3 separate regions of the Homo sapiens genome follow, and all the other regions are linked to region 3. Evidence: chromatin contacts called from ENCODE Hi-C or POLR2A ChIA-PET data. All regions are on one chromosome and are shown on one strand. Each heading gives the region's core, a stretch centred on a gene start or an enhancer-like site at or near the end of the contact. The rest is flanking DNA. Distances are from core to core; before and after follow the strand shown.

What was found. A loop is a pair of places that touch in the nucleus more often than their neighbours do. ChIA-PET counts read pairs that join two places held with the same protein, here RNA polymerase II (POLR2A). Pooled maps may share reads with other maps.
Region 1: a pooled map shows a loop between it and region 3 (3-fold over the local background). The contact joins the promoter of TGFBR2 here to the enhancer-like site in region 3. A Hi-C loop is called at or near these places in 2 of 168 maps with a recorded cell type or tissue (B cell and OCI-LY7), 1 of 37 single-sample maps with no recorded cell type and 4 of 50 pooled maps. POLR2A ChIA-PET finds 5 or more read pairs at or near these places in 1 of 52 experiments (activated T-cell).
Region 2: a pooled map shows a loop between it and region 3 (2.4-fold over the local background). The contact joins two enhancer-like sites. A Hi-C loop is called at or near these places in 1 of 37 single-sample maps with no recorded cell type and 2 of 50 pooled maps. POLR2A ChIA-PET finds 5 or more read pairs at or near these places in 1 of 52 experiments (AG04449).

Annotation. Positions count from the first base shown.
Region 1 is chr3:30,604,989-30,608,931 of GRCh38, reverse strand. TGFBR2 (transforming growth factor beta receptor 2) reads right to left here and starts at 2,331. Exons shown (of 7, transcript NM_003242.6): 1 at 1,955-2,331. The coding sequence starts at 2,048. LOC105377015 (translation initiation factor IF-2-like) reads left to right here and starts at 2,008. Exons shown (of 2, transcript XM_047449400.1): 1 at 2,008-2,786; 2 at 3,374-3,943. The coding sequence starts at 2,008. The coding sequence ends at 2,448. RefSeq lists a silencer at 2,158-2,257.
Region 2 is chr3:30,500,147-30,504,306 of GRCh38, reverse strand. No RefSeq gene overlaps it. Among named protein-coding and RNA genes, the nearest start is that of LINC01985, 17 kb to the left of the region's middle. RefSeq lists an enhancer at 3,388-3,437. Within about 2 kb of position 1,471, at least 2 of the 41 ENCODE cell types and tissues checked have a DNase peak (open chromatin) inside an H3K27ac peak, as active enhancers do.
Region 3 is chr3:31,211,212-31,215,304 of GRCh38, reverse strand. No RefSeq gene overlaps it. Among named protein-coding and RNA genes, the nearest start is that of MIR466, 51 kb to the right of the region's middle. RefSeq lists an enhancer at 1,958-3,157. Within about 2 kb of position 2,449, at least 3 of the 41 ENCODE cell types and tissues checked have a DNase peak (open chromatin) inside an H3K27ac peak, as active enhancers do; they include OCI-LY7, where a contact is called at or near this core.

The sequences.
Region 1 (3,943 bases), core at 1,082-3,581, 610 kb after region 3:
TAATCTGGAACAAAAGTTGTAATGATTTTTAACATCCACAGAAAATTAAGGGTGCCATTTTAAATATTTATTAGCAAAATGTCACTTAGGTTTTAAAAGTCTGGAGGAAAATGAGAGACAATTGAACATTCTGGTACTGCAATGCAGGAAAAACGCCAAGAACGAAACACTAAGATTTTATTAAAACCATAGGACTCAAATGTGTGTCAAGACTTTTTGCTTGCAATAGTGCCTCTTCCTAATTTGATTAAAAGCTTCCATCTCCATGCCACCTTCAATGTATGCCATAATTTTTAAAAAGTTCCCAATCCACTTCAAACACTCTAAAATTTACAACTGACCGTGATGCGCATTTTTTCTAGACAAACCTAAAGGTAAATCTGCCCATGTCCCTGGATAAATAAAATGAGTGCCTCCGGGTGATGTGGACTGTCAACTCCTCTACATTTCATCCAAAGTCTACATGGGTCATCTCCAAGTCACCAGAAGAGCCAGGGGAAAGGAGGGGAGGGGCACGATACGTAAGATGTTAAACATGAAGATGATGTAAAATTACCCAGATTCAAGCTGGCCATTTTACAGATGAGGAAACTAAGGCCCAGAAAAAGCTCTATGACTTGCCCAAATACTCGGTTACCCAGACCACAGCTGCAGATACTGTTATTTGGATCATAGCTGCAAAAAGTCTAACTTTTGGCCGGGCGCGGTGGCTCACGCCTGTAATCCCAGCACTTTGGGAGGCCAAGGTGGGCGGATCACGAGGTCAAGAGATCGAGACCACCCTGGCCAATATGGTGAAACCCCGTCTCTACTAAAAATACAAAAATTAGCTGGGCGTGGTGGCACGCGCCTGTAATCCCAGCTACTCGGGAGGCTAAGGCAGGAGAATCGCTTGAACCCAGAGGCAAAGTTGCAGTGAGCCGAGATTGCGCCACTGCACTCCAGCCTGGTGACAGAGCGAGACTCCGTCTCCAAAAAAAAAAAATCTAACTTTTGAAGTCTCAGAGGTTTTACACTTTCCATAACAAATAGTTAAGAACCCCCATTCCTGCATGCATATATATATTAATATTATATATATTTATATATATAATTATATATATATTTATATATATATAATATATATATATATTTTTTTATTTTTATTTTTTCCTTAAAAACCTTCAGAGACAGCGATCAGGTGGGTAGCCTAGTTAGGATTTTAACCCTTCGGTTTCCAACAAACGATAATTGCATAGAACCATCAACTCCCTGAAGACAGGACTATCTTGTTCCAGGCAAAATCTACAGCCTCTAGCACCCAGTAGGCATTCAGTGAGGGATTCTCGGTTTCACCTGAGCATCTCCACTCCCTATCCATCCATGCCAAGGCGTCAGTGGAGCCAGCTAACTTTCTTTTGGAAATCGATTATTTTCTTGAAACTTGTTTCCAAAAACTCCGGGCCAAGAAGCCGGCCTGAGGGAAAGCGTGGCCGTCTCCAGGAGCTAAGGACTGAGGAGCTGGCCTTTTGAACGGGTGGCTCAGAAAGAGCTGGGTGGGCACGCGGCATCGCCATGGGCGGAGTGGCCCAGGTGCGCTGGCTGCTTTGGCAGCTCAGGCTGCCGCTCCGGGCCGCTGCTCCCCGGCCGCCTTCAGATAACCAACTTCTCAAACTTCCCTTTCCGGGGGTGGGGGCTCGCCTCGAACGCGGCCAACACAACGCCTTTCCTGCTCGCACAAAGGGGACCAAACGTGCCCCGCGCCCCTTGCAACTGAACTTTCCTTCTCTTTTTCAAGAAAAACTCACAATCCCTGCAGCTACGGGAGTCGGGCTGCGTGAGTGTCGCGGGGGAAACTTTCCTCGTTTCCGCCCGGGGGCCGGGTTGCCGGGCCCGACTGTCAAGCGCAGCGGAGAGGCGGGGACCCCAGGAAGACCCCCGGCGCCCCGCCGAGCCCGGGCTGGGGACCACTCACCCGACTTCTGAACGTGCGGTGGGATCGTGCTGGCGATACGCGTCCACAGGACGATGTGCAGCGGCCACAGGCCCCTGAGCAGCCCCCGACCCATGGCAGACCCCGCTGCTCGTCATAGACCGAGCCCCCAGCGCAGCGGACGGCGCCTTCCCGGACCCCTGGCTGCGCCTCCGCGCCGCGCCCTCTCCGGACCCCGCGCCGGGCCGGCAGCGCAGATGTGCGGGCCAGATGTGGCGCCCGCTCGCCAGCCAGGAGGGGGCCTGGAGGCCGGCGAGGCGCGGGGAGGCCCCCGGCGGCCGAGGGAAGCTGCACAGGAGTCCGGCTCCTGTCCCGAGCGGGTGCACGCGCGGGGGTGTCGTCGCTCCGTGCGCGCGAGTGACTCACTCAACTTCAACTCAGCGCTGCGGGGGAAACAGGAAACTCCTCGCCAACAGCTGGGCAGGACCTCTCTCCGCCCGAGAGCCTTCTCCCTCTCCTCGACGTCCAGCCCCTAGCTCTCTCGTAGCTGCCAATCATGTTTCCTAGACCAGCCCCTCCGAGAGCTTTGGCCGACTTTCAGCTGCCCCTCACCGCCCTCCCACACCACTCAGGAGTTCCTCGCTCCAAGTATTTACTCAAGAATGACTAAGTGCACACAGTTCACAAAGTAACAACAGAAAACGTCCACGTTTTCCCTAGTAGATCAGAACATCTGCCGCCTCCCCTCAGCTTTCTTCAGATTGCTCCTAGGTGCTTTAGAGATGCGTTTTCAAATTGCAAGTTGAGATCCAGGAGTGAATACTCCAATCTATTGAGTCGCGAGCACATTTCTTTCCCAAATAAAATAGTAACGGTAAATTCTACTTCATTAAATTTGTGCTTCAGTTGTGTCTATATGCATGTATGTATGTGCATACACTGTCAAGTTGTAAAATGTTTTTCTTTAGGTCGAAGTCTAGAGGTTTTTCTCAAGTTTTAATGTACATATTGATCACCTGGAAATCTTATTTAAAAATGCAGATTCTAATTCAGTAGGTCTAGGAGGCAGGCAGAGATTCTGCATTTCTAATGAGCACCTGGATAGAGCGTCCCATTTTGCACCGCCTCTTCCCGGGACTGAGTCAGTGAGTAATTGTAAATGATCACCTATCACGAAGTGATAGTGGTGGGAAATGTAATTTTCAGAATGTATAGAGTATAGCAGAAACTGTAAAATTAAAAGTGGGTTGGGAGTCACCTGAATGCTTGTGCTTTTATTCCCTTAATGCAGGTGAAGAAAGAGAATACTTACCCTCTCATGTGCAAACGGGGTAACATGGGAGCAGAACAGTATAAACTTTCAAATTTCCTTTCTTGCTAGGGCAACCAGATTTGCCCAAGACATTCCTGGTGTACATGTTTTGTAGTTTAAATATTAATAGAACCCCCTTTCTCTTTCAGATATGTCCTGATTGGATAATAAACTATGTGATCAACCTACTTCCCACTCTCAAAGATATGATTCTGTACAGCCCTCTGGTCAGTAGATCTTCTAGCAATTCATTTAATGAATTCCTTTACCTGAGAGGAAGATTGCAGAGGCAAGGGTTTGTGCCAGGGTCTCCAGGGAATAAAGGTAAATAGCCCTCCCCCAAACCCAACTCCCAAATCTTTCCTGTCATTCTAAGTGTTCATTTGCTTCATCCTGGAATTTTAACTCATGCTCCACCTAGCACCCAAGCTGCCTCTGGATGTTTTGCCACTTCCCAGTACTCATGTTGAAGATGCAGAAAGTGCAGTGAAATCAGGAGGGCTAGGCATCTTCTTTCCCACCAATTAATTGCCTTGCCAAAGCTGGAGTGACTTTGTCAATGGAGGAAGATTGAGTTCCAAATCTTCTCCCTATTCCCTCTTCTGCCACCAGCCCATGCCACTGCCATGGCTTGTGTAGGAGTCTCCCACGAGTCACCCTCAGCCACGGCCGTTCTGGGCTCTTTCACTCAGTTTCTCAAACGAGAGCTGAATTCAGCT
Region 2 (4,160 bases), core at 222-2,721, 710 kb after region 3:
AGAAGATCCTATAGTTGACAAACACTGTCTCATATTCTAATATACATTTTTAGAATCAGAGAGGTATAATATAGTTTATATTCACAGAATCAGGGACTCAAGAGCTTAGAAAATGGGGTGACATGGGGAGGCCGAGGTGGGCGGATCACGAGGTCAGGAGATCGAGACCATCCTGGCTAACACGGTGAAACCCCGTCTCTACTAAAAATACAAAAAAAAAAATTAGCCGGGTGTGGTGGTGGGCGCCTGTAGTGTCAGCTACTTGGGAGGCTGAAGCAGGAGAATGGCGTGAACCCGGCAGGTGGAGCTTGCAGTGAGTAGAGATCGCACCACTGCACTCCAGCCTGGTGACAGAGCAAGACTCCATCAAAAAAAAGAAAAGAAAATGGGGTGAATGAAAGCAGAGTTCTAGTGGGCCATTTTACCTAAGAACAGGTATTCCTTTTTTCTTTAACTCCCAAGACTGTCAGCAAATATATACTCAATGCAGGCAAGCAGAGAAATTTTGGTGTGACATATGGCACAAATACCAGTTTTCAAATGACACCCACAAAAAGTCACTAAGGAAGTAGAATCTGCCTACTGAAAGAATGAGGAAGATTCTGGGTCATTTGTAGAAAAACATTGACTGGATGTCTGTCAGTCTTATGATGAATCATAACTGAAGGGCAGACAGCTAGATGTCTTGGCATTTGGGGGTTTATGTAGAGACCCAAGACCTGAGTCCATTCCCCAGAATCCGGAGGAGGCAGGACTGATTCTGCTCAGTAAGGAGCTGATATTTTCATCTGTTTTCCATGTTGGAATAGGCTTTTCTGGAAAGAGCTAGGTGGACGGGAAATGGGATCAACAAGAACCTCAGATACTGCCTCAACCTAGAACTTGCATTAGTTGGTTTCCCTGTAGCTTTGCAAGTATGCAGGAGAGTAAAGAGTGTCATTAATATTCATCAACAGATCTCTACAGAGAAAAAAACAACAAACTATTTCTTGGTCTCTGGTTCTTTAAAGTATAGATAATCATAACGTTTCATGTAAAAATTGTTGCATTTCATAAAGTAATAGGTGTTTAAACAGAACAATAATAATTGAGCACTAGTGCACATATTCTCCCCCAACCCTGTCTCTCTGCCACTCCAACTTCAATACCCACTTGAACACCCACACCCCTCTAGTTTTTATTTCTGTAGAAGGAAATAATCTGAGAATGATGACTTTCATTTATTGAGTTCCTACTATGTGCCAGGTGGTGTTTAATTTCATAACAACTTTGCAACGTATGTACTCTCTCTGTTTTATAAATGAGTCTCCAAAAAGTGAGTAACTTGTCCAAGCTGTAACAGCTGATGAGCTATGAAACTAGAATGTAAAACAAAATTTGTCTGGTGATAGCCCCACCCATTTACCACATTATCACATGAATGGTATGCATGAAAGATTACACAAAGTTCATCTCATTTACCTATTGAGTCATGAGGAACTAGTCACCTGGTCTAAGCAGGTGCTCAGAGGCCACTGTTCTCCATTCCATAAGGATACACAATCACTCTTCCCATAGTTAAGACTCTTATGAAGGGCATAACCAAGTTTCTCCCTCCCATTAATAAAAACTTACTATTTTACTGCTGTCAGGCATAACTCTTTGTGCAATACAAATACTTAGCAATGTCTCTGCTTTGTGGTTCTAGCTGGGAGTGGTAATGGCAACATCTTAATTTGTTTCTCCCACCTTGCTTCTGACAAGGAACATGGTTGGGTCACGAATCATGATTTTAGCATTCACAAAGAACTATAATATCAGGAAATATGGAAGGTTGGGGTGGAGTGTGAAGGAGAAGAGGCTGCTGGACTGACCAGAGGTTTCCAGAAACAACACACTTGTCCAGGACTTGTAGCTGAAGAAGGTCATAACGAGTTGCCAACAGAAAACAAAGGACCTGTAGTCCCAGCCAAATCTCTGCTTACCTCTTACCAGCAGCTGTGGGTGCTTTTGCTAACATCTCACATCTGCAGTCTCATCCAGGGAAGTGTCCTTGGGCAACAGGAGCTGCCTAGCCCAGTAGTGTCAGGAGTTGGTGTCCTGACTCCTTCTGTTCCCACCTGGGGCAGCCCTGATCCAATGACTCACCAGCACAGGATTCATTTCTTCATCTTAAGATAGGGCAGGCTCTGTGGTACAGTTTACCCTCCAGAGGGTAAGGATGAAGAATAAAGATAGATTTCATCTGAAACCACATCTTTGCCTAGAGTTTTTTCCCCTTCTCTGTCCTATTTCTCTCACTTTCTTATAGATTTCTCTTGGAAGTACTCCCTGAATAGATCACGTGCATAAGAATTCCCATCTTGAACCCTGCTTCTAGGGAGTTTTTGGCCTAAAGAATTTTCAGAAGCCAGGTGACAAAACCAGAAGAGCAAAGATGCAAAGACTTAGAGCAGGGACCCAAGGGGAGAAGTGGAAGTGCTCTCTTGGTGAGTTTCTATGACAGGACTTCTCCAGTATCCTTATTGGTGGGCCATAGCCACATATATGGCTGAGGGTATGAAGGCAGGGAAGAGGTGACAAGGAAGAGGAAGAACAGGAAATTCAAGAATCTCTTTCAGAATTCTAAAATTCCTAGAAAACTACTCATTTCCTCAACTCTATAAGTTTTATGACATCTCTATTCTTTCCACAAAACATTCCACTTTGACCTTGACCCCTCTAGTAACTGAATTGGTGTCTTATAGGGCATAGTTCAATGTCATTTAAGTCTGGGCTTTAAACCCTACTAGCTTTTTCAGTCTTTTGGGAGGGGATAAGGAGGCATTGCTAGAGTAGACTGTTCCAAAAGTGTGGGGCCTCCTGCCTCAGCACAGTTCTTTTCTTCTCTTTTTCGCTTGGGCACAAAGGGAAGCACTTGACTATGGCAGCCACACAACACTGGGACGCTCAGACTCTGTAAAGAAGTGATGAACCTCAAAGTCTTTGGAAACAAATAGAGAAATTTTCTATCTTTATTCAACTTCCATATACTTAATGAGCATGGGGCAGAGGGACTCAAAGACAGACAAGACAGACTTGAGTTCTGCCTTCATGGAGTAGGCGGTCTGGTACAGACAAAGAAGTAAACAGACAGACGTAATCCAAAGGGGTATGTGTACCATCAGTGGCCATGTGTACCATGGGAACTCAGAGGAGTGGCAGTTCTACCAGATTTGAGGGACAGGGAAGCCGTCCCAAAATATGACACTGAAGCCAAGACCTGAGGATAAGTAGGAGCTACTTGGTGCAAAACACAAAACCAAACCAAAACAAACAACGACAACAAAAAGAAAACAAAACAGATGGAAACTTTTGCATCAAAAGGAGAGAACAGGCTGCCTGGAGATTGGGAAGCAAGAGAGTAGCTGGGGATTTCTCATAGCCAAAGGAAGTTGAAAATGATTAGAGTGCAGAGGCAGAGGTCAGGTTGTGGAGGTGCACAAATCATTTCGAAAGCCAAGTTAAGGAACTGGGGTTTTACCCTATGAGCAAGGGGTGGTTATTAATAAGTTATTAGAATGAGCAATACATATCACTATAAGAATTTTAGACAGATTACTGTTGCTTTTACATGGAGGATAAGATTAGAGGTACAAAAATAAGTTAGGAGTTTCTTACGGCAATTTAGAAAAGAGAGAGAGAGATAGTAGTGGCCTGGACTGGACTAGAAATAAAGAGTTCTTTAGAAGGTCAAATGAACAGAACTTGATTTAGTGTTGGGGTAGAGGAAAAAAGTGAGGGAAACTGAGAACCCAAGTGTGACTCTAAGGTCCTGGGTTTGATGGTGAGGACATTTACCAGAATAGGAAACAACAAAGAAGAGATGATGCAGGCCGGGCGCGGTGATTCATGCCTGTAATCCCAGAACTTTGGGAGGCCAAGGCAGGCAGATCACCTGAGGTCAGAATTTTGAGACCAGCCTGACCAACATGGCGAAACCCTATCTCTACTAAAAACACAAAATTAGCCGGGTGTGGTGGCACACGCCTATAATCCCAGCTACTCCGGAGGCTGAGTCAGAAGAATTGCTTGAACCTGGGAGGCGGAGGTTGTGGTGAGACGAGATCATGCTATTGCACTCTAGCCTGGGCAACAAGAGCAAACTCCGTCTCAAAAAACAAACAAACAAACAAACAAAC
Region 3 (4,093 bases), core at 1,200-3,699:
AAGGCACAATATATTTCGCCAAATCTTAAAACCTTAAAGCAATTTGTGCATCCAATTTTGGGGCTGCCTTTTTCTTCCAGAAAGTTCCCTGAGGCTATCTCATATAAAATCTTACTTTGAATAACATATTTGGACACATTGATGAAAACATTCCTTTAGTGCATTGCCAGTTGCCAGATTGGAGAAAAAGACTTCAGGAGAAAAGGAGGGAATATTTTAAATTTGCTTTTGACTGTGGCTTCAAGGAGTAATAATCACCCATTACTTTGGATCAGAATCTTCCAATGACTCAAGAGCACATATTTTTATCATTTGCTTTCTGTACTCTCATCCTCTTTATCCCATGTTACTCTGTTCCTGTGAGAGTTGGGGGGCAAGGAAAAAATGTAAGGAAGGGGTAGAGGTGAGAGAATTTAAATGGGAAGTCTGATTCCTTTTTATTTTTTCATAAAGTGCCACACATGCAAGTCCATGAGTATCTCAACAAATCTGTCCCCCACATCCAATGCATCTTTTGTACTGACAAGGAGAGGGGGTTGGAAATGTCATCTGTAGCCAGCTTATATCCTGTCAGTGTTAAGGTTTTATTCTTGTGACTTTATAGTTCTCAAACTCTTTTTAAGGGTCACTGGAGGGTGATCTTTTGTTTAAGAGATGGGTTAGGGGAGGGAGTGGGTTTGTGTGTGCCTCTTGGTCTATAATAATTATGGCTGACATCGAACTTAGAAAATAGGTTAATTTCAAGAAATTCTTTTAATTTCTTAATTAAATAAGAAACAACAACCATTAGTTTATTTTAAAATAAACGTTAACGATTAAATACGAATTTTTAATGTAGATCCCTTTTACTGATTTAGGGCAAAGAGACCTTCTTTCACTAGGAGTTGTTTCCTCTAACTCAGTTCACCTCCTATTGTATCTCATCTCTGGCTTCTGAAATCTTACTCCTATTTTAATGGCTGGCTCAGGATTTCCTGTCTACTGTTTCTTCCATCGCTGATAGAGTTTCCCTTCATCTGCAGCGACCACACATACTCTAATTAACTGCCCAGGATTGCTATGTTAGAGGAATGGGGTGGAATCTAGCAAAGTGTAGCAAATTATTTTTATCTCCTACTCCCTGTTAAGCAGCAGTTGTTATTCTATTATCTGTGTTTTGAATCTAGCTGTTTGATCCTCAAAGTCTAAAAGTAGCTTCTGTGCAGTTTTATGGTGGTATGGCTGTTACTTGCTGCTATAAATTCCTCTGGTTGAGCCACATCCGCTTGCCACATCCTGAAAATACACTCAACTATATTTTCCCATGCACACCTATATATTGTGGCGGCCTGTAGTGACATTGCTTTTTTTTTTTTTTTTTTTTTTTTGAGATGGAGTTTCGCTCTTGTCACCCATGCTGGAGTGCAGTGGCATGATCTCGGCTCACTGCAACCTCAGCCTCTCAGGTTCAAGCTATTCTCCTGCCTCAGCCTCCTGAGTAGTTGGGATTACAGGTGTGCCACCACGCCTGTCTATTATTTTTGTATTTTTGGTAGAGATGGGGTTTTGCCATGTTGGCCAGGCTGGTCTTGAACTCCTGACCTCAGGTGATCCACCTGCCTCGGCCTCCCAAAGTGCTGGGTTTACAGGCGTGAGTCACTGCACCTGGCCAACATTACCTCTATACACATTTATTTTTCCCTTCCTCACAAACCCGCCAGTTCTGAATCAACAGCAAGTACAACATTGCCATTTCTCGCACACCATGCTGACCTTGTTGTTTCTTATTTAGCTAATGATGTGTTACAGTTGGCATTTCACTGGGAGGTTTGCAAGAGTCAGTCTCTCTTTTTCTAGTGCTACAATTAGATTCAACAAGAGAGAAGAGTGCTGTGATGGGAAAACTTTACATTCTCAGACATTATTTCCATCTGGGCATTTTGAAAAGATGAAGAGCAGGCTTGTCATTATGTCTCCATCTGATAATGTGGTTAATGTATCCTTCATAAAGCTCAGCTTAAATAGGGAAAAACAAGGGAATTGCAATGGTGCATTTCCATGACTTCTGATGGCAACACTCTAATTCTTCTGCCTTGTTGTCTTTAAGCAAAGAAGGGAGGAGATGGGAAGAGGAAAAAGAGATAATGTAAAAGGTAGGCAAAGGGAATGGCTTGGATGTGCTCATACCTGAGGCAGGAACAGGTTGAGGTTAGTACAGTGCTATCGAGTTTCTTATGTTACCTTCCTTCTGCTCTTGCTATTGACTTTGCTTTCTCCTAATTCTGGCTTGCTCGTGATTCCTCATGGCTTCTAAAGGTATTTCATGGCCTTCTTTGATGTACACTGTCATCGTCTTCTCTTACTCATTTCCTGTTTCAAATATCTGAGGAAGAGAATCTGACTGGCATAACTTTTTTTTTTTTTTTTTGACAAAGTCTTGCTCTGTCACCAGGCTGGATTGCAGTGGCAAGATCTTAGCTCACTCCAACCTCCGCCTCTTGGGTTCAAGCGATTCTCGTGCCTCAGCTTCCCAAGTAGTTGGGATTACAGGCACATGCCACCACACCCAGGTCATTTTTATATTTTCAGTAGAGACGGGGTTTCACCGTGTTGGCCAGGATGATCTCATCTCCTGACCTCATGATCCGCCCGCCTAGGCCTCCCAAAGTGCTGGGATTACAGGCATGAGCCACAGCACCCGGCCATAACTTGTCTTTTTACCTGTGGCCACTCCAGAGGTCATGGAGAGGCTATGGTTTGGCTGCTCTTGCTTTAGATTTGCACCCCTGACTGAGACCAGAATGGCCAGGCTGCATGGTATAAAACATATCCTCCTGGGGCTACATGTTCTGCAGAGGCTGTGGGTAGGCACATTCTGGGGTATGGTAGGTGGCAGCCATTATCACCTCAGGTTCTCCAACACAGCAGACACAAGCTATTCATGCTTGTAATTAATTTTGTACCCTACATGAACATAAGGCAAAAGAGCCCACAAACAAAGGGATCTAGCAAATGGCAATTGTAGGATGCTCGTTGTTGATACATTTGGTTCAAAACGAAAGGCCTCTGTGTTAAAATCCACAGCAGGAAACAACAACAACTACAAACAAAAAATCCTCAAGAGTGGTTTTACTAATGAAAACATAGATAAACAATCATTTATGCCCTCAGAGAATGAATAAAAGATCAAAGTTGGAATAACAGAACACAGAGACTTTTTTTCCCCTTTTTCTGCTTCAGCAAAAATCACCCAAGGACTGAAAAGTTCACTATTCTATTGCTTCTTGTATATGAATGCAAATGTATATAGGCCAAAATTCAGGTGGGGTTTTTTCCTGCCCCTTGAGATCTACGTAAATTTGCCTTTAACTCTCAAATTCCATGGTCCACAGAGCTTTACCTCCAAGATTTCTGCTACTTTCTAGAATGGGAATGCCAGTAGATGAGTCAGTGTGTCCTGTTGGCTTTCTATACCACTTGGGTTCAGCTACCTCGAGTGTGCCTTTGTTCTGTAATTTGTCCATTCTAGTAGGAAACTGCCATTTTGCGGAGGGTTTCGCCCTCTCCCACAGTCCTGTTTCTCACCTGTCTCTTCCAGGTTTCTCTAGATGGCTAAAGGTCTTCCATTTCTATTTCTTCTCTTTTGCAGAGCAACTCAACTCTCCCTCCAGATTTATTCTCCTTAGTTTTAACTCCTTAGCCCTCAAAAAACCTAAACAGAATTGAGGGACTTCCATTCAGTCTCTATGCTTATAAGGAGGCAGTAGGCATTATATAGTAACTCGCACATAGATAGCAAATAAGCTATATAGTACTTTATAAAAGCCCCCACCAAAATGTGAGATTAGAACCATTATCTCACTGCTGTCAATGAGAAGACTTGAGTACTGAAGTTAAGTGAAGAACTTGGGATCACTACGTAACTAGTGTGGCAGGTTAAATGCCAATGTGAAAGTTACGTTAGGTTCCAGTAGATTCAAGGAATGCCATAGGTTTCATATACTTGTATTTCAACAAGACTTTGTATCAATTTGTCAACACATCTTTGGTGGAACTAGTGGATCTATGTTTCTGGACAATTGGGTGGATCTGTTTCTGGCTGAACGGCCATCAC